Regions from separate parts of the Homo sapiens genome. Here region 1 is linked to region 2. The links are chromatin loops, found by intact Hi-C in ENCODE. Cell type or tissue: PC-3. All regions are shown on one strand. Links, peaks and the distances in the headings refer to the core of each region. The heading gives the core; the rest is flanking DNA.

Region 1 (12,179 bases), core at 2,447-10,446, 1.2 Mb before region 2:
CACTCCAGCCTGGGCGACAGAGCGAGACTCCGTCTCAAAAAAAAAAATCTTTGTTCCACACTTACTTTCTTAAACTATCCAATAAATCCATTCTTCCAGTTTTCTCGTCTAGTTTTCTCTTCTGCCAGTACAATGTGAACTGATGTTCAGAAAGGGAAATGGTATATACACAACATATTCTTAGAGCCTGGGCACCGGTTGGAGAGCTTTCTCCACAGCCTCCCCTGGGTGCATGTATTCTAAAGCAAGAAGATGCCATGTGGGAAATCACCTTGATGTAGTGGTAGCTTCCAACTACACTGTTATGCAGATTATACTAGAAGTCATAGAACAGAAAGACTCACAGACCAATAAAGATGCTAGAAGCACGGGGCTTATTAAATCAATTTTAAATACACAGAAAAGAAACAAGGTGAAAGTCATGGGGTAGGTTGACTCATTGAGGTTAAAGTGCGAGAGGGGTGGAAGCACACTAGCTGAATGTTCTGCAATGTTGGTATATATACTCCTTTTCCCTCTGCCACATCATCCTTCTCCAGTGATGGTGTGTTATACCAGAGTTGGGTTTTGAGCAATGAAAGAGGGAGCCAGTGGAGCATTCTTACTCCCTCCAAGACAATCAGGGGCAAACCACTGAAATTCACCAATTAGGTTGATGAGCTGCTGTGGGTACCAGAATGGAAGGCAACAAAGAGTGAGCAAATTAAGACCTAATGAATAGTGAATGCTTAATTTTCTCATATATATATATATATCTAGTGTATCACATATAGTGTTTTCTTGGTCTTTCTTTCCCTTTCTATTTTTGTTCACACTCACATGCTGTACTTAGCTTTTCTGTCTTAAGGGTCGCTTTGTTGTTTAACACATCATAGGAATTTCATGTATCCCTTTGTTTTCCTGTCTTCTACAGTAGAATGGAATATTTTTGAACAACACAGCAAATGACTATTACAGAACAGGATATTACTGGCTCTTAAATATGAGCTCCAAGCTAGCTTGGATTACTCTGGTCTGGAAAAATAGGTTTTCTTTTTATTTGCTTAGCACAGTCTTCTGTAACTTGAGGAATGGACACTTCTGATTTTGGTTGACCTGGATTTAATCCTTGCAGGGATACAAACCATAGGTGTCAAATATAACTGGCCTTCATCCAAGATTCATCAAGTAGTTGGTAGCTGTTAGGCATGTTTGGAGACAGGAGTTCTGTGGTCTCTAAATCCCTAAACTTGAGAATGAGGAAGATTGTGGGAGTCCCTGGGAAGACCTAAATGGTCCTCTCTTTCTAAATTCCCACAAACAGTGGCTTTCTCAGGTCCCCTTGGCATGTATTGAATATTCTCTCCTCTGTCATTTTTTGTTAGCTGAGATGATTATTTAAAAAATTCCAGCACTGTTCCAGATTAAAGGTGGGCACCACTCCTTCCTATCAGCCCTCCTCCCACAACCAGTCTCTGGATGAGTGCAGAAAAACACAACAGCCCTATTCAATTGATTTTATTTTCATTTTTTATTGAAAGCTTCATCAAAGAAAACAGAAGTTTAAACCTAACATCCACTGATCTACAGAAAGCCCAAGGGATGGGGGAGATGGTTGCTAATTTGACTGTGGTACAGATGAAGAAATTAAAAATAAAACCAGAAACACCTTAGAATTACAGAACTTTCCATGACAGTCAGAGACAGCAGTACAAAAATGCTCTTAAATAAAGTTCAAAATTGAATGATGTTTCAGAAGTTCCATGAAGTTGAATATGGACTGAAACAAGGGTTTTAAAAGAAGCTGTGTCCCTTTTTTTTTTTATAGAGACTGAATATCTCATAGCAGATACTACTACATATATTTTTTTAAATTAAGATTCCATTTTTCTTCTTCTTCTTTTGAAATAAATGGAAGCATTTGTGTCCAGAATAGAGAAAACTTTTTCAAATATCTTTTTGAAATAATTTTTACAGTTCCTGAAAAGCATGGAATAACTTATTTTTTTATATATGAAGAGATAACATATTTGAGGGAGGAGGAAAAAACATCTTTCTCAATAATCTTAGACCAGAGGGTTTGAAACAAAATATAACATTAAAGTTACACTTTGGACATTGTTTAAATTTGATGTGATCATAAAAATAATCCACGGGGGTGTCAAAGTCATTCGGCCTTAATAAGTAACGCAGTCAAAATGTAATGAAAACAATGCAATAGTTTTGGTCAAAGAAAGATTTAAAAATATGAATATGACTGTACCAAGAGCTACCGTTATACTCTCATTGCAGAAGTCGTGTTGATCCGTGCTACTGGTTCAAATTTAGTGGAGTGAAGGAAACAAAAATAGCTTTCTTTTGAGGGAAGCTGAATTCTTTGCTATGATTTTTTTCCCATATATTCTGCAAGAATTTAGCCAACTCTCAATTATTTGTGGTAGATAAGAAAAGACATTATAGATAATCAAAATTTATGACATATAATGTACTGATATTAATTTTACCAATGATTTCAAACCCCCTTAAGAAATTAATACTTTATAAGAAATAAAATAATCAAATTTTATTTCCAATTGTTTGTTCCACCCTCAGGTGACATGCTAATAAAAGGAAACAGAGCCCAAGCCCTACACGCTGAAAAGAAAAAACAAAACACACCCACAAAGTAGATAATTAGCCCTTCAAAAATTGAGAGTGATTGTATTTATGCACAATTTAGAAATTGGGGCAGTAGTAAGAAAAGCTCAAGTATGACTCAGTGGCCTAGTGGTTCTTCCTGCAGATCCAAGCTTGACTGCACCTCTACTTCAGCTTTAAAGCTTTCTAAGTGGAAGAAAATTTTCTTGATATATTATTTTCCCTCACAAAAATAAACAGAAATGAATATTGAAAGCCATTCATCCCTTTTTTGCTATAGAGAGTATCTATATGTTAGAGTATAAAGCCAATGATAAAAGAAATTAATCTGGGGTGAACTCTTGTCTCTCACATCATAAAAGGTCTTTGGGGCCAGTTGGGGATTTAGTGTTTAGTTTTTGTACTTTCCTGAATGCTATGTAATCCGCAAAGGACAGCCATGACCAAGAGCATTTGGATTAAAGGACCAATTTCATACTTAAGAATGTTTGGTAAGAAATGTTAAACTTGAGTCAGACCCAACTGTCTTCCAATGCCACAGTGGATGTCATTTGTAAAACAAATTGATTCATTAATGAAATCCCATTATCACTTGCCACAGGAAGGGTAGAGTGTACAGAATCAATGAGCCTGTTTAAATTCTGTCAATCCCTCAGATTGAAGTGAGAGGCTGTCAGTCCCAGTAAGCTCAAAATTTTGAAGCATGCCAGCTACAATAACATGAAAGACAAAATCTCATCCTTCACTTTTTACTGAAGACAAAGTAATATAGATCAAGGTTCTATGACAGGTTTAAGCTTTATTATAGTGTGTGATTCCTCAAATGTGCTGAATGTTGTTATACACGTACATAAACATTGTCCCTTTACTTGATTTCAAATCATATAAAAAAACATTTATTAGTGAAACCCACTTGAGAATTTCTGCTTATCAGCTCATCTGCAGTGGTTCATGCACTCAAATTAAGAATGAAAATGAATTGCCAAATGTATTTTAATCTCCTATTAACATCATAATGTCTAGACAGCCTATTGAAACTTCTCCTCAGTCGTGAAGATGACTGCAAGAGTCCTAATTAAATCAAATTTCACTTTTCATTAATAGGGGTTTTAGGCCACTGTAAAAAAAAATAGGTATTTAGCAAATATCCCAATTATTTAAATAAAGAGGTTTTTTTGGGAAAAAAAAATTACTTTTTTGGAGTCATGCATAAATTGAAAGTACTTTTAAAGCACTTTGCAAGGGGTCCAAAGATGTATTTTTAGGCATAGTAAAATAAAGTGAAATTCCTGCTTTAAACAGCCTTCTTCAGTTCTCAGCCTTATATTTCTAATGAGAGTGCTTTTAACACCATGCAGTTTTTCATTAGAAGGGGGTGGAAGTGAGTCATATGCTTTCAAATGTGACAGATCTGCTAAGGTCACAGGAGGAAGTAATTCAAGTGAAATTTGGAGGTAACATTCTGAAATGTTGAAATCTACCAAGGAAACAAACTAATCCTCGCAAAACTAGAGTCAGGTAGAGGACTGTTTTAAAAGAGTATTATGACATTTGCAATATTCAAGACATGTCAGCATTCAAGGACAAACTGTCATCAGCACCTGCCAGTATGACCTTCAGTTCACTTGGGCTCATTACGTTGTCTTTAGAAGACATGGCCATGTATTGGGGAGCTCCAAGTTACCATGAACACTTTGCCTCCCTTGACAATACCATACCATTATTAAAAGAAAACTCACTGTTGCACTGACCATGAAACTAGAGTTTAGACGAGACAGTGTTTCTCTCATTTGGATTGTGGCTTTAGTTTGTTTCCTGATGTTTAAGCTAAGTCTTGGCTATTAAAGTCAAAAGGAAAAATGGAAACATCCAAATAAATGCTTGAAAATCTGGTGGACCAGAATGCACAGAAAATTAACTTCAACTTAAAGAAAAAAAAAAAGATTATAGTCCTAGTTAGGATGGGCGACAGAGCGAGACTCCGTCTCAAACAAACAAACAAACAAATCACTACAATATATTTTGTTGATTAAATTTGAATTCTGTTGTCTGTATATATTGAAAACTTATTTTGGTTTATTACCACACAATGTAATGCTGCTTACCTGTTGATGCTTTTTTTTCTCTCCCAGACTTGGCTCTTCAAAACAAGTCTTAGGTAAGACAACAGACAAAGCAGGGCAAATTTGAGTATGTGCCGTTGTTTTCCTTCTATTTTTTTTCTTTTTGGTTTGAAAACATACATTTTATAGAATGGCATGATATAAACTATCCAAACACAAAACACACATGAACACATCAAATGACAGGTCATTTCCTTTTGCAGAAACTGGCTTAAAAAATTGATATTGAAATTTCATAGTTGAAAAAAATATTTCTGAATGTACAAATAAAGCAGCAGTTTTGAATAGAAACAGGAAGTTACCTAGGCACATTCATTAGCCACATGGTAGCTACCTCTTAGCCTCATTGTTGATTGTGTGAATGAGACTTTCTTTGTATCACATTAATACATGTTTTTGGTTATTTTTTCACAAAAATGAAAGAAAGTATGTTGGTTTCATATTCAAATGAATTATGCCCAGGATAATCCTTATTTATACAAAAAGAGTTTAGAGAGTGAAAAAGAGAAACAGAAAATATGGTTCTCATACATGTCTTTTTGTACCCCAAAAAACTTTGGGGCCCACTTTTCAAAGATAAAAACTTAAGTGCCACCTTTATAATGCATGGGAAGCTGAAGGATGGAACAAAAGACAGTATAAATCTAGCATTTTCTCTAAAGCATGAAAAACCATAATGGTGAGTGTGACCAGTTGGAATTTCTCTATAACGCACACTACATTTTCTTGGATACACTTTTGTCTCCAATGTGACCATAAATATATGGAGTCATTCTCTGATTTGGGCTTCCAGTGCATGGGGTTGCAAATAAGAGAACCAGAGTTTACAGAAATAGTAGAATATTGACAATTTCACATGAGTCAACCTTATTACTCATGTTGACCTAATGGGAATATGATTTACCTTTAAAACTTTTTAGTTTTTAAAAAGCCTACCCTGTTTTATAGTACACTTAAATACATTTCCCTGCTTCTTTTGGACTAAGACAGGCTCCTGTGACTGACTTAGTTTTTGAAAAGAGTTTCACCTATTTGATTCAAAGGATTCATTCAGAAAGCAATCTAGTGAATGGTTCACTTAACAAATTCTATTCCATTGTCCTTAATTTCAGGTAAAACTGTAAAGGTTGAACACATATCATCTCATGAATTAAAAATGTAGATATATTTTACAGGTGGGTCAATTTAATTCATTTTAGACAAAGTTTTGCATTGTTCTAAATGCAAGTATTCCTCCTTGGCTTAAATGATTGATCAAACCTAATTCTTTTGGTTCTTATTGATATAAATCATACTGTTCCTTGATTGTCAACTAGCATTTTAAGGACTTCCCTAAATTCCACCAATAGAATTCTCAATCTTATTGGTCCTACATGCCTCAAAGAATTAAACTGAAAGAAAAAGTTCTTTCGGCAACACCAATATACAAAAATACAGTGAAAACAGGCAAAAAGATGATACCCCCTCCCCATTTGCAAAACCAAGGTGACTATTCATGGTAGGTGATGACAAAGACAGAGGTGTAAAGACAAAACCCAGAGGTGTTGTAATTTAGAGGGAAGACTATTGTTCAAATACAATGAGACCTTTCCAGGAGACCACTCACCATTTCACAGAATATCCCTAAGCTTTTTTGACAAATGACCTTTCAGACCAGGTCCAGAAAGTGTCTTTAGCTGAAATTTCATATAAAGAATATTCCACCTGTTAAATAAGCATCTTGGTTTACTAGTGGCCATCAATACAGGTTTCACTATTCAAGACAGCTAGTGAGAAACCAGAAAAGCTCACAGAATTTAAAGCCACTTGGCTCTATGAATCAGTTCATATCCAGAACTCTTCATGCTGAAACTGCTAAACACAGCAGGTACAAGCTTCTGCTATCAATGAATACACATTTAAAGAAAAGAGAGACAACTCCCCCCACCCTCTTTTTTTTTTTGCACTATGTAAAACACCAGTGGAAGGTAGTTTAAACAAACAACAAAGAAAGAACTGGTCCGGCCATGTCGGTCAAATAAATTTTTTTTTTTTTAAAAAGAAAAGAAACGAAAACAACCTCTATCTTCTGGACTGTAATAGGGTGTCACTTCATCTTTGGTATAAAATAGGCCATCCATAGGCTGAATTTGATCACAACTAGGAAAGACTACAGAAATTGTCAACAATTTCTCTATCTATTGCTTTTTTTTTGTTTTTTTTTTTGCACTTTTTGACCATAAGCTCCTATCTACTTAAGTTTTTTTTTTTAATGCTCTTAAGCTAGGTTTTGCAATGTGACAAGCAAAGCTGACTAAAAACTTTGTAAAGCTCATAAAAAAGACTGCAGATAAAAAGCACTAATGCTTTTGCTAGCGATCACGCTTTGTAAATTAAAAAAATCTGCATTCTGCCCCCCAAACACGCATTATTTCTAATGCAGTTGTTTTTAAACCAACCTTAATAACTTTACTGTAAAATGTTTTAGCCTTTTAGAATGATTCATGTCAACACTTAAGACAAAGTTCATGAAAAGTCCCAGCATTTTTCCAATTCTTGCAGTTGCCATGGTTTATCAACAAATTTTCTTCAAATGAAGAAAAACATTTTCATTTAAACTGTACAGTTTTTTCTTCACCCTAAAAACTCATAGTCTTAAACTTCTGTGCCAGTGAAAGCCGGCACAGTATTTCAATTCTTTCTTGATTTTTGTTTTCAACAAGACGTTGACAGCTTGCCTCGAGAGCCTTTGACGTCCTTAAAATTAAGGCAATTAAGATTCAAGATAAACCTTACCTACATATTTCTAAGAAAAAATAAAATAAAAAACCCACTAGATTAAAACAAGAAGGGAAAAAGAGAAAGTAGCTTAATTATTGAGGAAGACAATTTGTTTCCATTTCTATTGCCCACCTCTTGACATCAGGTTTTCTGTTAAAAAAAAAAAAAAAGTATCTACACCTTCAGAAAAATTCTGAATTCAATTCAAATGTTCTTCCACATAAAATATCAACCTTCAATGTTTTGTTTTTTGTAGTTTTTTTTTCCTCTTCTGGAAATTTTTTCTTTAATTAAAAAAATGATGGCAAAAATAAATTGTCAGACCACATGAAGACCATTTGCACAGCACATAAAAACTTTGCTTTCATTGGGTAAGGTATAACACTAAAAAAAAAACAACAACAACAACAAAAAAATGCATTCCATTGACGTCTGTGCAAACTGGAAGCCAACTTCTTGTTCAATGAAGTTTCTTCATTCAAGGCAAAGATTCAGACAGACATTCTTCAGTCCTGTTTATGGTCTGTGAAAACAATTGAATAAGAGTGGTCATTAAATTAAAGTAACTTTGAAATCACCTTCTGTGCCCTTTTCCAATGAGGCAGCTTTAAAAGATACCAAGCTTTCAATGTAACATAGTCACAAAAGCATCATAAAATCATACTGAGTCTATGAGATTGTCAAATTCTGCCACTTTCATTTAAATACAGATTTGGGCCAGAGAGTTTGTTTACATTAAAAATCAAGGGTAATAGCTTATGTTATAGCTCCTTACAGATCCTTTGAGTAATTCTGTTCCTTCAAAACTACTATAGGAATCATCACTAATTCCAGCAACAAATATGAGATTCTTTACTATGCACCCAAAATAACTGGGTTGTATGTTATCTCATGGTATTCATCACGTACATTTACATAAGGCTTATTGCCTGAGGAAATAAGTGAGACAGTTAAGAGGCCAATGCAGTTTTATTCTCTTTTCCTCTTCCCCTTCTCTACTTTCTTGTTCATTCCCCCTGTCAAGATTATAAATTTGTGAGAGCAGGAACTATATTTTACTTCTACCCTTTACCCTTTAGGCAGAGTGGTATATACACAATAGGTGTTTAACTAGAAAAATATCATTTTACTATATGCCACTTTGCTTAGCTCATGTCAAATAAAGACTTCTGCTACTGCCCCTTCTATGTTGCAAGGTTAACCTTCCAGCAGGATGACTTTACTCTTAGCTTTTTTGCCCACAGATTAGAAGTTTGTAAAATAACTTCAGAGTGGTGCTATAGAAAGAAGGACCTCTATATTATCTCTGTAAGTTACATTTAGCTGAAGGCCTCTTTGCTCAGGGTATTGGATGCCAGCAAAAAGTTATGCAAGTTCTTCTGATGCACAGTTGCTTAATTTAGTAAATTTGACTCAGTGTTACTATGTATAGTTTTACAGATTGTTTACTATATAAGATGTATGATTGAGGGAGTGGGGGCTAAATTTCAGCCCATCGTCTGCTCCCCAAGGTATGTACCCTGCAGGAAAGCTGTAACCCCAATTCACAGTGTTTTAAACTGTGTATTGTTTAGCTTGAGATGGCCTGGAAAGGACATAGTTTCCTGATTTGCAAAAAGCCATCATGTGAGCCAGCTACGGCAATTAGGAACCTGATTAATTTCTTCCTAAAATCATGTGAGGAAAGCAACTAGTTGAGAGATCGAATATTCAATTTTTATCAATAGGTTAAGTCCCTAAAAATATATTACTGTGTTATATGAGAAAGTGAGATATCTTCTAAGAAGTAAAGCAATTACAATTTTCATACAGTAGCAACAATAAGAAAAAATTTTATTAGTGGTAGTCATGGGAACCATGGTTTATATTTTAACTGTCTCTAGCTTTGCAAACTATAGACTTACTCCATTTATGTCTAAAAATCTATATTACTAAGGGAACAATTTTTTTTCTTGGTTATATAGTTGTGTGTGTATGTGTGTGTGTGTTGGGGGAGAGTCTGTTCTTTGTTCTCACTCCCATCTTCTACTCTGGTATTATTGTGTACTGAACCAAAAATGCCTAAAACACCATGAATCTCTTTAGCAGCTGCTCAGTGAATGATGTCTTATTCAGTGGACTACAGTGCATAGAATACCTGACCCATCAAGCTCAAGTACTTGATATTCACTGGTCTCAAAAGCATTGATATATTTATGAGCTAGGCTGGAACTACTTTAGGTTTTATAACTGTACACAAATGTTTCCAATAGCCCTCTCCCATAATTTGCTTGGTCTTTAAAATGGTCCCATTGCCACATGAAAACAAATGATGGCAAATAGATGGTAGTACTTTACAACTTCATATTTGCTGGCTGAAGTTTGAAGTAAAAAGGATCTTGCCATTTCAAAGAACTGAATTCACTCCTGCCGATCTCCTCTGTCCTAGAATAAATGTGAATGTGCACATTTACATAATACTTATGGATTGCACTGAAATTCCTAAAAACAGAAGGGTTTTAATTTTTTTTAGGCTGGGATCTTTGGCAACAAGAACATTTTAAGTTGGACATTTTAGAAATAAAATAAATAAATAAAATAAATAATAAAATAAGAAATAAAATAAAAAGAAATAACTTGAAAACAGGAATTCATGTGAAGAAATAATGAGTATGGAAATCAATTGCAAACGGTAAAACAGTGCACATACAATGTATTATTACAATATATTATAATACATAGAATGTTGTATTACTCACAAATGTGAAGGACATAATTTGCTCATCATTGATATACTGACAATGTATAGAAATTTGGTATTCATGGCAGTTCAGTTAGCCAGAGAAGATTTGAAGTATAAAAAGAACTTGCAATACCAGGGTTGAGATGAGGGCCTTCTAAAGTCAGAGTAAATATGGTAGAGTAGGAATTTCACTGAATTTAAGAATACAGAGTCATTTTGAATCCTCTCCTCACTCCTCCACCCTCAAAAAAAAGGCACAGTGAATATATTGGAACGTAACAAACGATAATCTTAGAAATCTATTTTAGAGGAGGAGGAAGTCTCAGAGATAGCCAAATGAAGCAATATTTTCCAGAATAATTCCTGACAGACTAGCTTCATGTAATGCTATGTAAAAAGTGGGATTCTGTGATCCAGAGTGTGGAAAAATGTCACAGTATATTCCCTCTACTGGATTACTCACAGGTAAACTTAAAGAAGTGGTTAGGGAACCCATAAAGAAAGCCATGAATATTTAAAAAAATTGTCCTTGAAAGAATTACATAGGTATCTAAATTACAAATTGTAGATGAAACTGTTAGACTTCTTTAATAATTTAATTTTTCTTTTCTTTTTTTTATTATACTTTAAGTTCTGGGATACATATGCAGAACGTGCAGGTTTGTTACATAGGTATACACACATGCCATGGTGATTTGCTGTACCCATCAACCCATCAACTACATTAGGTATTTATCCTAATATTATCCCTTCCTTAGTCCCCCACTCCCTGACAGGCCCCAGTATGTGATGCGCCCACCCCCGATGTCCATGTTCTCACTGTTCAACTCCCACTTATGAGTGAGAATATGCAGTGTTTGGTTTTCTGTTCTTGTGTTAGTTTGCTGAGAATGATGGTTTCCAGTTTCATCCATGTCCCTACAAAGGACATGAACTCATCCTTTTTATGACTGCATGGTATTCCATGGTGTATATATGCCACATTTTCTTTATCAAGTCTATCATTAATGGGCATTTGGGTTGGTTCCAACTCTTTGCTATTGTGAACAGTGCCACAGTAAACATTCGTGGGCATGTGTCTTTATAGTAGAATGATTTATAATCCTTTGGGTATATACCCAGTAATGGGATTGCTGGGTCAAATGGTATTTCTGGTTCTAGATCCTTGAGGAATCACCACACTGTCTTCCACAATGGTTGAACTAATTTACACTCCCACCAACAGTGTAAAAGTATTCCTATTTCTCCATATCCTCTCCAGCATCTGTTGTTTCCTGACTTTTTAATGATTGCCATTCTAACTGGCATGAAATGGTATCTCATTGTGGTTTTGATTTGCATTTCTCTGATAATCAGTGGTGATGAGCTTTTTTTCATGTTTGTTGGCTGCATAAATGTCTTCTTTTGAGAAGTGTCTGTTCATATCCTTTGTTTACTTTTTGATGGGGTTGTTTTTTTCTTGTAAATTTGTTCAAGTTCTTTGTAGATTCTGGATATTAGACCTTTGTCAGATGGGTAGATTGCAAACATTTTCTCCCATTCTGTACGTTGCCTGTTCACCCTGATGATAGTTTCTTTTGCTGTGCAGAAGTTCTTTAGTTTAATTAGATCCCATTTGTCTAGTTTGGCTTCTTTTTGCTGTTGCTTTTGGTGTTTTAGGCATGAAGTCTTTGCCCATGCCTATGTCCTGATTTTCTTCTAGGGTTTTTATGGTTTTAGGTCTTTTTTTAAATTATTATTTTATTATTATTATACTTTAAGTTTTAGGGTACAGGTGCACAATGTGCAGGTTTGTTACATATGTACACATGTGCCATGTTGGTGTGCTGCACCCATTAACTCATCATTTAGCATTAGGTATATCTCCTAATGTTATCCCTCCCCACTCCCCCCACCCCACAACAGTCCCCGGTGTGTGATGTTCCCCTTCCTGTGTCCATGTGTTCTCATTGTTCAAT
Region 2 (12,179 bases), core at 2,704-10,703:
AGAGGAAGTGTTGCGCAAAGTCTGGAACACAGACCAAATTCAATGGCAATTTAGAGTTGAGGAACAATGCCAGCTGCTGCAGCGAGACTGCCAGCCAACCAGGCAGCCGCTGTACTCCATCCCACAACTGTCCTTTGCTTGGCCAGCTTCTCCCAAATCTAGTTGCCAATCACCATAAGATAAGGAACCTTGGGAACATGTATATTTTTCAGTAACTGGAGCTTTTCCTGGTATTACTACATTAAGCCTTGAGCATATTTGAAGAAAGAAAAATGAAAAACCAATAAATAGTGTTGAAAGGTGCCAACTGAACATCTGCATTTAACATCTTAGCATAAAAAGTAATTGACAAATATGATCCAGGATCCAACATGGTTTGCTCAGGCAAACTGAACTCTGGATGGCATAAGTTTTGGGATTTTAATTTCAGCTGGAAAAACATATTTCCAACTCCAATGAAGTGAATCATGCAAGAAACAACACCAAAAGAGCAAATGACCTAGACAGCAGTGACATTTTTAATAAGCAAGATATGGATAGCTGACTTAAAAATTATTCTTCCAGGGTAAGAGACTTTGTTAACTATAAGTAGTAAGACTCTACCCATGTTCACCTAAATAATAAGTAGCTACACAAGCCACAAGTACTCATACTAGGCAAACTAAGAAAAAGGAAACTGATAAGGAAAAAGAAGGTGGAGTGAAGTTCTGGACTTTCTTTATCAGCTTTGCTATTAAAAGAATGGCAAGATTTCCTCATTATAGCTGTGATATTCTGGAACAAATATTCCAATATGTGTTGCTATACCAATAAATCTTCAGCATTTATGGAGAGCCTATGCAGTTAGTGTCCAGGAGATATATAAGAAACAATCTTTACCCTCCCCATCCTTTATAAACACAATTATGAACTAATTTCTCTCATTTTAATAATAAATTATCTAGCTCAGTTATGAAACGCAAGAACTCTAGATTCATTTCACTAAGCCAAGGAGTTCCATCACATTCTTAACACTATGGAGACTCTTCCAACAATTGGGAAAGACATGCTACATAAAAGCTGACCTAAATCTTTCCAGTTTTAATAAAGCCCCAGATCATTAAAGCTATGACAAGCAGCTCACATATTCTTTATCTCTTTTTAATGCCAAGCATCCTTTGGCATTTTTCTCATGATTACATCAATCCGTTTTATTTAACCTTTCTCAGTGAGCCCTAGTTTCCAGACTTTCAGCCATTTCACTGCCCTCCTCTGGACTGCCTCCGAAATCTCCACGTTCCTCCTTCCGAAATCTGCAACTGGACAAGTTACTCATTGTGCCTCATTCCAATACAAAATGCAAAATAAAATAAATCTAAGCTAGCCTCAGCACAAATATAAAAGGGAGAAAATCTCAATACAATTAACCAGTAAAGATTGATTTGGTAACTATGTTCAGTAGATTTTGCCTCTTGGTTTTACTTATTTTCCAGTGAGAGAGGAGAAATAAATGAGTCTTATTTAAGGAGACCTAACCAAGCCTTTGTGCTTTGCTTATAAAAAGCAGATGTGGAATAACAGAGACTCCATCTTCCTCTAGGAGTTAAAATATGGCACATATTTACTGAAATCCAAATGTTCCTTGCCGAGTTTTTATTTGCTTGTTCTTTGAACCCCACTTCACTTTAACTTTACAACAATTTTGTTCCATATCTAGTATCTGCAAGGTACTCTGTTAGCAACAGGGGTTACAAGGATGCTGGGGTTCTCCTCTGAGAGGTTTTTACCTCTTCCTCCTCCCACTCTGCCCCAAAGAACAAGTAAGCCTAATGTCATCAGTCTTTATCCTATTACCGTGTCATAATTTTTTAACAGAACCTATCACTATTCGAAATTATCTTGTTCGCATATTTGTTTTATTTGACATTGTTCATGTCCTACATGAGAATCTAAGTACCAGGAGACCGGGGTTACCCTTTTTTTAACCATCACTTTTACCAGTAACGATGTCTCAGTATATATGAGATGAATGAAATAATGAATGAAGAGACTCAGTTCTTACCCTCAAAGAGGTTACAGTTAAGTGAGGGAGGTTAACACATACATAACTCTACTATAAGGAAGAATATGTAATTACTAAGGGCATATAACTGCCCTAATTCTTAAGTGTTATGGGTGCACTGTGAGAGATCAAGCCCATTTGGAAGATTCTAGAAAGACTGTGGTCAAGATGTGGCAGTCATTGTACTTAGCTGTTTTAAATGTACAGTTAGCTAGAATCCATATGCCAAGACCATAGCATACACAGGCTGTGCATGTTGTGTACTGCATGAGGGAGCCATTCACAACATAAAAAAATTATACCTTGGTATATTACAACACTCTTCCAGCAGTTGTAAAGTGCCTTGCTGTAATAAAATTGGCATATTAGGACAATTGTCCAACCGGTGGAAGTAAAATATCTTGGGAAGGGTACCTTTTTCTCATTTACAAAAAGGTGCCCTGTGGGCTATCAATGGTCTTACATGTGCAGGGTTGACTTTAGGCACATGTAAGATGTTAGGCCCAACTTGCTAGCCTTGGGCTTTCAGTATCCTAAGCCAGACGGAAGAGGTAAAGGCTAAGAGGTTTCATCGCAGAGACTGCTTTAAATAACCAGAATGTGGGACCCAGGCTCTAAGGTGCCCTCCAATGACCGCTGCTTTCTGGTATTCACACCTCTCTGTAGGCCCCTCCCATATTATTCGACCAATAAAATACTGTAAAAATGATAGTATGTCATTTCCTAGACCAGGAGAGAAGAGACTAAGGTTTTCACCTTGGGTACGCTCTCTATCATTTACTCTGGGAAAAGCTACAACATGGGTCACCCTATGAGGAGTCCCATATGGTGAGGAATTAAAGCCTCCTATAAACAACCACATGCGTGAGCTTAAAAGCTGATACTCTAGCCTATCAAGTCTTCTGAGACTGTAGCACTAGCTAATGGCTTGACTGTAGCCGTAAAAGGGACACTGTGCTGGAGCCAGCTACCCAATCTACACTCAGAAACTATGTAAGATAATGTTGCTTAAGGCTGCTAATTCTTAAGGTAATTTGTTATCTACAGCAACAGATAACTCATGAACCTTATTCGCAGAAACACTATTCACCTTTAACTGTGGTACAAGTAAAAGTCTGTAGAAAGCCTATAGCATCCAGTGAATCATTCCTAGGGGAAAGAAAGACATTATTCTTTTGAAACACAGAAAACAGGAGTTTCAGGATTTTTCCCCCTTTAGGTCTTTCCAGAAAAATTAATTCCCTGAATTTTTGAATTGTTATTTAACATGTCTTGCAGTCACTTTCTTCAAGGAGACAGAACCAGCCATAAGTCCCCGAAGACGTGAGCACAAGGTAACCTCCAGCTCCCTTTCTGCACAAAACTAAAAAGAGCGAACAGGATGCTCAGTAAATAAATAAGCTTCCTGTTATTAACTCAACTTGATCTTGCTGCATCTTACAAAAATGAACTGACTCACTTTAGCTACAGGGCTCAATCTGCCAGACCATGTCTCAGAGAATCAGAAATCCTCCTCTACCAGCTCCATAGCAGGGCAGTGTAGGGACTCCTGTTTTCAAGCTAACAAGAGAAGGTGAGGCATACACAGCATCCATAAGGAAAGCTTGAGCTGACTCACTGTTTCCCAAACTGTGTTGTACAGAAATTGGACCCACAGAATGGACTACTGAAATATGGTTCTTTGGTCAGTTTCAGGCAATACTACACTTTCTAAACGTTCCGATTCAGGACTCAGCAAAATTTTTCTTTAAGGGGGCCTAGAGTAAATATTTTAGGCTTTATGAGCCATATGGTCTCTTTCACAATTCCTCAAATTTGCAGCCATAGACAATATGCAAACAAATGAGTGTGGCCGTATTCCAATAAAACTTTATTTGCAAAATCATTCTTGGGTCAGATCTGGCCCACAGGTTGCTGTTTATATAGTGTTCTTATCTCTCTCTTGTATGTTGGGGTATGAGGAAAGCAGGAAAGCTAACACAGAGGACACTGCTCTCTTGAGGAATTTCTGGACATTTTAGCATATAAAAGGCGCTGAGAATTTCTGATTCAAAGACCTATTCATGGATCAATGTGTTAAACCCAGTTTCCCAATGTTATTTGTCGAGTGAACCTATTTACTTATCTTCTTCTTCCCTCTTTATCTCAACTTATTTACTTATTGAATACCTATTAAACATCTCAGGGAACTGGTCTTCCTTAGAACACACCTGAGTAAGTGAGTTATCTAATTTGTAGTACATATCAGCCTGAACATATCAGTCTGAACAATTTGACCCTAAATCTTCAGAGTACTGGTTTGGAACTTGGAGTATCAATGAAGACTTTAAGTAATATCTTAACTTTCTTAAAGAGGATAGTTTCAAAGATAGAAAACTTAAAAAGTGTTTGGTTTGCGACTTCTTTATGGAGGATTGATTGAGTGACTGCTTGCCACATTTTCCTAGGTCTACTCCCACTTGAGAATTGGTCACTACTTTGGGAATTTGTGAAGTAAAAATCATCATATTGGATCACTACCTCCAGAAAATGTCAAGACACTAGCATATCTAGAATTTAAAACTCAAAGCTGGGATGGGCACAGTGGCTTATGCATATAATTTCAGCACTTTGGGAGGCCAAGGTGAGGATTACTTGAGGCCAGGAGTTTGAAACCACCCTGAGCAACATAGCAAGATGCTGTCTCTACAAAAAAACAAAAATAATAATAATATTAGCTGGGTGTAGTGGTGCACACCTATAGTTCCAGCTACTCAGGAGGCTGAGGAGATAGGACTTCTTGAGCCCAGGAATCTGAGGCTGGTATGAGCCATGACGGTGCCACTTTTCCTCCAGCCTGGGCAACAGAGACTCTGTCTCCAAAAAAATATAAATAAACAAAAACCAAACTCAAAGTTGATTCCACTGGCTGGATTTGTGGATTGAAGATTTTCTAGCAAGTGTTTTGGAAACTTGTAAAACACATGTAGTGGTGTCAGGCATTGTCAGAGTTCTTTTAAACAAAAGAAATCTTGAATTTCCTCATTAGTCACCCATGATTGCAGGCAATTGTTGCCAAGAAAACCAATCCCGGTACAATGTGGGAGTTGACTACACCAAGGTATTAATACCAGGAGGCAGGTATTGGAGGCCATCTTGGAGGCTGCCTACCATATAAGGTATATGAAAAGAAATCTGGGAACGTTTTGTTTCTTTTAGATCTGAGACTAATTATGTGGCATTAATCAAGTCATTTCTACTCATCTATAAATTGAGAAGGTTGAACTAAAGTCATACTTTCCAGGAATACATGAGTCTTTAAATATTCATATGTCACATTATATATTATCAAGGTGTTTTCATAATATTGCTGTCATACAGAGGACAATATTAAATGGGAAGGATCTGGCCACAGGCTAGCTAGAACACAGTTTCTGGGAATGTAGCTGCCCCTAACCAGGATTCCAACCCAATCACATTTTCCTCAAAGCCATATGAATTCTCAGGAGAGTCAGACCTCCCTGGACTTAAATGCTACCAATGCACTATAATCCACAAAGCTTTTCAAAGATTGAAAGTGGTAGAGGCATTTGCTGAATTTTAAGTGTGTTTTAATTAACACCTCAAAAAATTAGAGATCCTTCTTTCTATCCCTAATCACAGAGAGACATGAAACTCCCAAGTTTTCCCCTATAAGAACATGTCCAGAGACACTGCGCAGCCCTCCACTGTCATCCTGGGATTTCCTCTCACCTCTTTACCTTCAGCATAAAACTAAATGGGAGGACCAACTTCTCCTCTGCAAAAGTAGCAACGGATTCCCCTTCAGTTGCAATGAGCTACCCAACCACTGGCAGTTGTAACAAGGCTCCAACTTGACCATTTGGCCGTAGGTACCGAGGAGAGCATAGCCACAGCTCCAGCAATGAATCATCCTCCATGCTAACTGTCAGGTAAAAACTGCCCTCAGTGTGCATGCTTCTCAAGGTGGGTGTGCTTACAGGTAGAAAACGTTTAAAGTCTTGCTCTATGACTGAATGGAGTATGTCAGAGAGAGCACATATATGACCTTTCTTGAAAATGATCATATAGCTAATCCTTGTGGGCATAAATGGTGTAGAAAAGTTTGAAAAGTATGTCAATTTTTCCCCCAAAGAAACTAAAGATTTTATAATTATTAAAAGAAGGAACAACTTCTATAAAACTTCATCTAAAAAAGCAACTGTATACCCTTAAAATACTCATTAGTAAGTTGGGGGAAAGTTAATTATTTCAAATACAGACTTCTGTTTGGAAGAATATTGTTGCCACCTACATAAATTGAAACTGGAAAAAAAAAAAACGTGGAGGAGGGACATGAAGTGGAGAATTGAGCCTAATTTTTGGAGAGTAAGATTTAGGACCAGCACATGTAAAAGCAGTCACAAGCATTAAATGAAAAAAAAAAATTAGCTGCCCAGTGTAATGTGTATTTAAGTGGAGTCAATTCCAAGAAATTGTGGAAAGGCTGCCCTCTTCAGACACACTATTTTTTTTTTCATTTTAAGTTGCTATAGATTTTTCTATATACATTTCTCTATAGAGAAAAATGGAAGGTGGTGTAAAATATTTTTAATATTTTGTACAGAGCTTTAATATGTAAAAGTCAAACAAGTATGTGGAAAAATGTTATTAAGTACCTGGTTTGCCTGTCTGGACTTGCCTTGAGTATGTATCTTATAAGTATTCCACGCAGCTCTTGAAGTAGCTAAGCAAGCTTTAGAATCCTGAGTAGTAATTAATTAATGGAGCTGTCTGGGGCCAAAATGTTTACCTCAACTGTCATGTACCTAAGTACATTCAGAATAACCACCTGAATTCACAATAATTGGCTTTCATGTCATTAGAATTTTTAATAGCTATGATGAACTCTATACTTATTCCACACAAAACTCTTGTTTTCTGTTTTATTCCTGTCATTTTGAACAACCTGAAATGACAATTAAGAGAGTTCTGTCATAAAGGAAGACATTGTGCACATTTGGGACCTTTGGGAGGCACTAATTCTGCTGTCAGCTGAGTTTCCTTAAAATGTTCTATGGCAGGTGGTAGAGAGAACTGCATGGAAAACTTCATTTGAAACACAACTTGTTTCTCCATATTTCCTGATCTTTTCATTTTTCTTTCAAATGTTTACTTTTTCAATGACCAAATGCAAGTTATGAGTCTAAAAAAAGATAGATTCCAAAAAAACATACCCTGAAACAAATTTTAATTATTTATAGTCTATCCAGAGCAAAACTGAGGAAAAAATTAAAAAAAAATTCCGAAAAGTCAGAAAATGCCACCAGTGTATTATCTTCTGCAAGAAGGATAGGAAGAAATGTACTCTGCAAGGTAGCCTCTTTTGCTTTATAACTACAATGGAAAGAAAAGGTATATAATATGCTCATAAACAGAGGTCATTGGGGAGGGAAATTCTAAACATCATGTTTGAGAAACAGTTGTTTATGAAAATCATGTTGGAGTTTGTAGGAAAATAATGTGTGCAGCAATGATAATTGTTGATTTACATAATACTTGGCTATGTAATATACATGTGCATTTGTGCAGACATAGTATAGAACTTGTTTATAATTTGAGGTGACTGGGCTCAAAATAAGTACATGTCAGCGTGTTTCTTCTCTGGCTTTTAATATTCAGTTTTGTGTATAATTGATACACTAAAATTTTTATGATGGCTAAAATAAGAGTAAATAAATTATGAGGATTTAAAATATCATCCATCTGCCAGGAATACTCAGTTTTTCTTTGAATGGATACTTAACAATTGCCATTCTTGAAGACACTTCTAGCAGATTAAAAATTTCTTTGGCTTCTTGTGCTCCCAAATTACTCAGGTCTAAACTAAGATTGGTAAAGAACCAAACTTCAAACATGACCACATATTTTATATCTATGCATAGCTTAAATTCATAGCATTTGGGCAGAAAAGCCAGCATAGCACCAAATGCTGAGCTTAGACTATACCTGTATACCGGGATAAAATGAGGGAATTCCAAAAGGAACCAAGAGAAGGTACTTTCTACTCTACAAGTAAGGCTTTGAGGTAAAAAGAAGATAATCACATGTGCCATAACTTCTGGGAATTCAAATATAAGCAGATTTGCTTACATAATTAAAATTCTGTGAAATTATATTTTGAACATGTATTCAAATACAAATGCTACATATGTATGTTTATAACATTATAAACTTGTAAAGTTCATATATAATATAAACTTAACTAATATCAATTGTATATTATTATATAGGTAATACCTTATAAATATATAGTATATATTTATATAATATATACAATATGTTATATATATGTGTATATGTATTACTTAGATTTATATATTATAAACACAAGGATATATTTACTTGTGTGTATAATACACAAGTACGTCAGTTTCCCCTTATTTGTGTCTTCACTCCCATCCCCACCCACTGTCAACCACAATCTGGAAATATTACATACAATAAGATATTTTGAGAGAGAGAGAGAGACCACATTCACATAATTTTTATTATAGTATATTGTTTTAACTTTTCTATTACTAATTATTGTTAATCTCTTACTGTGCCAAATTTACAAATTAAACTTCATCATAGGTATGTATGTATAGGAGAAAACAGTATATATATATATATGGTTTGGTATTATTTATGGTTTCAGGTATCCACTAGGGCTTTTGGAATGTATCCCCTGTGGATAAGGGGGACTACTATATTTATAATGCACTACATATATGTTATAGAACATATTACATATAAAATATAATATATATTACACATTATATATGCATAGTACATAATTATTATAATGTGAATGTTATCTAATGTTACATATTATTTATACTACATATTATATTGCCGCATATGTGTACATACAAAACCCCATGTAATATTTCAGAGATTTCTAAAGGTTATCTTAATTGTATGCAATTTCTACCTTCCATTAGGACACTAGAATATAACCCCTTTCATAAAAGATGATGCCATTGTTATCTGTTCTTCTCACAAGAGCACCTCACAAGCCTTCCTACTCCTGCAAACATGAACTTATCTCTAATATTGCACTCAGCAACTCGATGCTCTTTCAGATCTAAGACCAATTAATTTTCTTATTGATATTGGCTATTTTGGCCTTGTTCTGCTGACTATTTTAATTACAACTTTGTGGGATAATTATTGATGTCTCTATCATAAGTTGAAATGAAAGAAAGAGCAAGTTACCCAGGATGTGTGAAAAAGACAGTTAATGGTTAACGCTGGGACAAGCCTGCTTGATGGGCATGTGGGTACTGTAACCACTGAACCTCCCAGCCTCTCCATGTTTTCTGTGGTTTGATTAGCAAATATTATGAGGCACCAGATGATTCTTAAGATATCAGCACAATCCTTTTAAAAGGCCTCTGAAACCTCTTCTTCCCTCACATGCACATTAAATAAGCCAGCATTCACACCAACTTCCCCTCACAGACTGGCCATTATGAGCTACTGGTTCCATAGCACAGACACATGCCAGGGGAAAACCCCACATTCAGAAGGGTTGTTTTTTGTGATTAACTGGTAGAATCAAGAGGAGAAAAACATAACAGGGCGAGAGCCCGAGAAATGCATAGCCATTTTTCCCACATGAGCAAAATGCTCATAAAAACAAATGGTGCATAGAGCCAATAGGGCAAAATTCGGGCATGGGCTTGTCTTTATAATCACTTATAAAACTATGGGAGAAAAGGGAGGATGTCCAATGTGACATCCTAACATATTTTGCTGTATACTTCTTGGCTTTGTTAGTGAGCAGGCAGGAGTGGCCCTTTCTCAAGGAAAACCTCACGCTTCACGGCATGAACAGGGACATACATGACCAACAGTTGTGTTTGTGAAAGCACACATAGTTCTGGGCACATACAACTCCTTTAATCACCCAAAGGAAAACTATTCCAGTCTGGATAAGAGAAAAGTCCCACAGCTGTGCGTAGAAGGAAACAGCCAGGAGGTCTCCAGAAAGCACCAGCCCTATCTTTTAGCTTGCTGCTTCAGGATTTCCCATTGCTGTGCCAGGTCTGAGGTCCATGCAGAATGTTAGACTCAGAATACTGGAGCTAGAAATATCTGTAATGAGTATCTGTTGAGTGGCTTGCCTAGTTCCCATTCTCACATTTTTTTTATAACAATAGCAGATTCCTTTGAGAAACTCCTCCACCCTCACTACATAGCAATTCAGGGGCCTTGTCCTCCAGATGACCCAAGCCTGCCAGGCAGTTTCCTTACCAAAAATTTGGATCTTGAATAGAATGGCCCCAAAGGCAACTAGAGGTGATTCATCCTGACAGAGGTGCCCTGGAAAGACCATTTATCAGCTGCTATAACTGTCCTAGATCCCTGGAGCTTCCCTGGTTGTTTCCTTTTCCAAGCATGAAGGCTCATTTTTTAAATTTTAATTATATAATCTACAACATATCTGTCCATAAATTTCATTTTGCTTGAGTTAGCCAGGGTTTGCTTCTGTTAGCTTGAAACCATAACTGGTATAGACCATTACCAATTACCTTGTATCCAATTTATTTGCCAATCTATACTGCACATTATGTTCTGCTCATCATATACATGATTTTCTCTTTATATATATATAAATACATATTATATTATAGTACATTCCATTCTACTATAATATACTATGCCATATATTTTTTTCATCCTTAAAATGCCCTGATGGTAGATTTATTCATGCAATTACATTAGAGATGAGGAGATAATGGAAGCGAAAATAGGCTTCACCAGTGTACATCAGGATCACCTAAAGGCTTTATTAAACCACAGACTCCTGGTTCCCATCTTCAGACTGCTGATTCAGTAGGTCTGAGAGGGGCTCTGAGAAGTTATTTTTTTTAACAAGTTCCCAGATGATAATGTTGCTCATCCAGGACTACATTTTGACTTCCACTAGCTTGAGTCAATGCTTCTCAAAGTTTAATGAGCTTACAAATTGTTTAGGGAATAGATTCTGATTCAGCAAATATGGGGTGCAGCCTGAAACTCTGCATTGCTAACAAGCTCCAGGAGATGCTGAGGCCACCGGACCACAATGAATAGCAAGGGATCACTTGGCTGAGCCAGATCTCACAGTAAATAACTGCCAGAGCTACAACCTGATTTCAGGTTTGCCTTCTCTTATTCACTCTACTGCTTCCCTTCAAAAAATCTGGTCTTTACAAATAAGAAGCCTGAATACCAGAATGATCATATAACTTGACCAGATCTCACAGCTGGTTAGTTATAAATTCATCAGCGCACAACCCCAATCTTTGACCACCAGCCCAGGATATCATCCTCTGTAGTGCTCAAGAGTTCACCAATTATGGTGCTTTCATATCCATTCCTCATTGCATCCGGATAAAAACATCAAGGAAGGGACAAGGCCAGCATTCATTCATGTTTCACTGACAAGGCAAGTAGGCAAAGTGCAGAGTAGAGAAACAACCTGCTTACAATCACTCAGGTGCCAAAGCTCGACCTGACCAAAAGCAATTCTAATGCTAAGTGCAGTATCCCTGTCACCTACAACAGTCCCCTTTCAGAGGAGGCAAGACACACATTTTAGCCTTAGTCTAAATTACAGAAAGACTGTAGAGAACAGGTGTCAAAACGAGTGATCCACCAGCCCTATCCGGCCCATAGTGCTGTTATATCCTGACAGAGTTGCCCTGGAGAAATCATTTGTCAGCCTCTATAAATGTCCTAGCTCTCTGGAGCTTTTCTGGTTGTTGTATATATTTGTTTGGTTGGTCAGTTGGTTGCCTTATATTTAAATATTGGGAACTTTTAGATTATAAACCAGAATGAAAATTGTGAAGACCTGGCAAAACAGAGTCCAGATTCACACTTTACAAAAATCAGCTCTGACTGTAAGGAGAGGAGCACTGGGGCATGTGGCTATTAAAACAGCCACAAGGTCTTAGATAATGGTCATTAAAGCAGCCACATGGCCAGTCATATGAATTTATATGATGGAAACTAAAGTAGCTTCCCCCCTTTGTAAGGACAAAGAAAAATACTTCAGTAAAGTCCCCAGTCAGCCTTCAGCTTGGAAACCCTATGGGCATTAAAATTTGAATCGCTGAGAAAAATT

The links. A loop is a pair of places that touch in the nucleus more often than their neighbours do. Peaks named below come from ENCODE experiments on the same cell type or tissue, not always from the same donor. Only the 100,000 strongest peaks of a DNase experiment are listed, where the experiment ranks them.
Region 1: it touches region 2 in a loop (4-fold over the local background); 2 of 110 quality-filtered maps call a loop at or near these places.

The regions. Positions count from the first base shown.
Region 1 is chr3:29,999,699-30,011,877 of GRCh38, reverse strand. RBMS3 (RNA binding motif single stranded interacting protein 3) reads right to left here. Exons shown (of 15, transcript NM_001003793.3): 15 at 1,492-8,022. The coding sequence ends at 8,016. Among named protein-coding and RNA genes, the nearest start is that of RBMS3-AS1, 72 kb to the right of the region's middle. In PC-3, for the core only: no CTCF peak of the experiment used is centred there; a DNase peak (open chromatin) is centred at 5,527; H3K27ac peaks cover 1,107 bases.
Region 2 is chr3:28,848,365-28,860,543 of GRCh38, reverse strand. No RefSeq gene overlaps it. Among named protein-coding and RNA genes, the nearest start is that of LINC00693, 280 kb to the right of the region's middle. In PC-3, for the core only: a CTCF peak has its summit at 6,522; no DNase peak of the experiment used is centred there.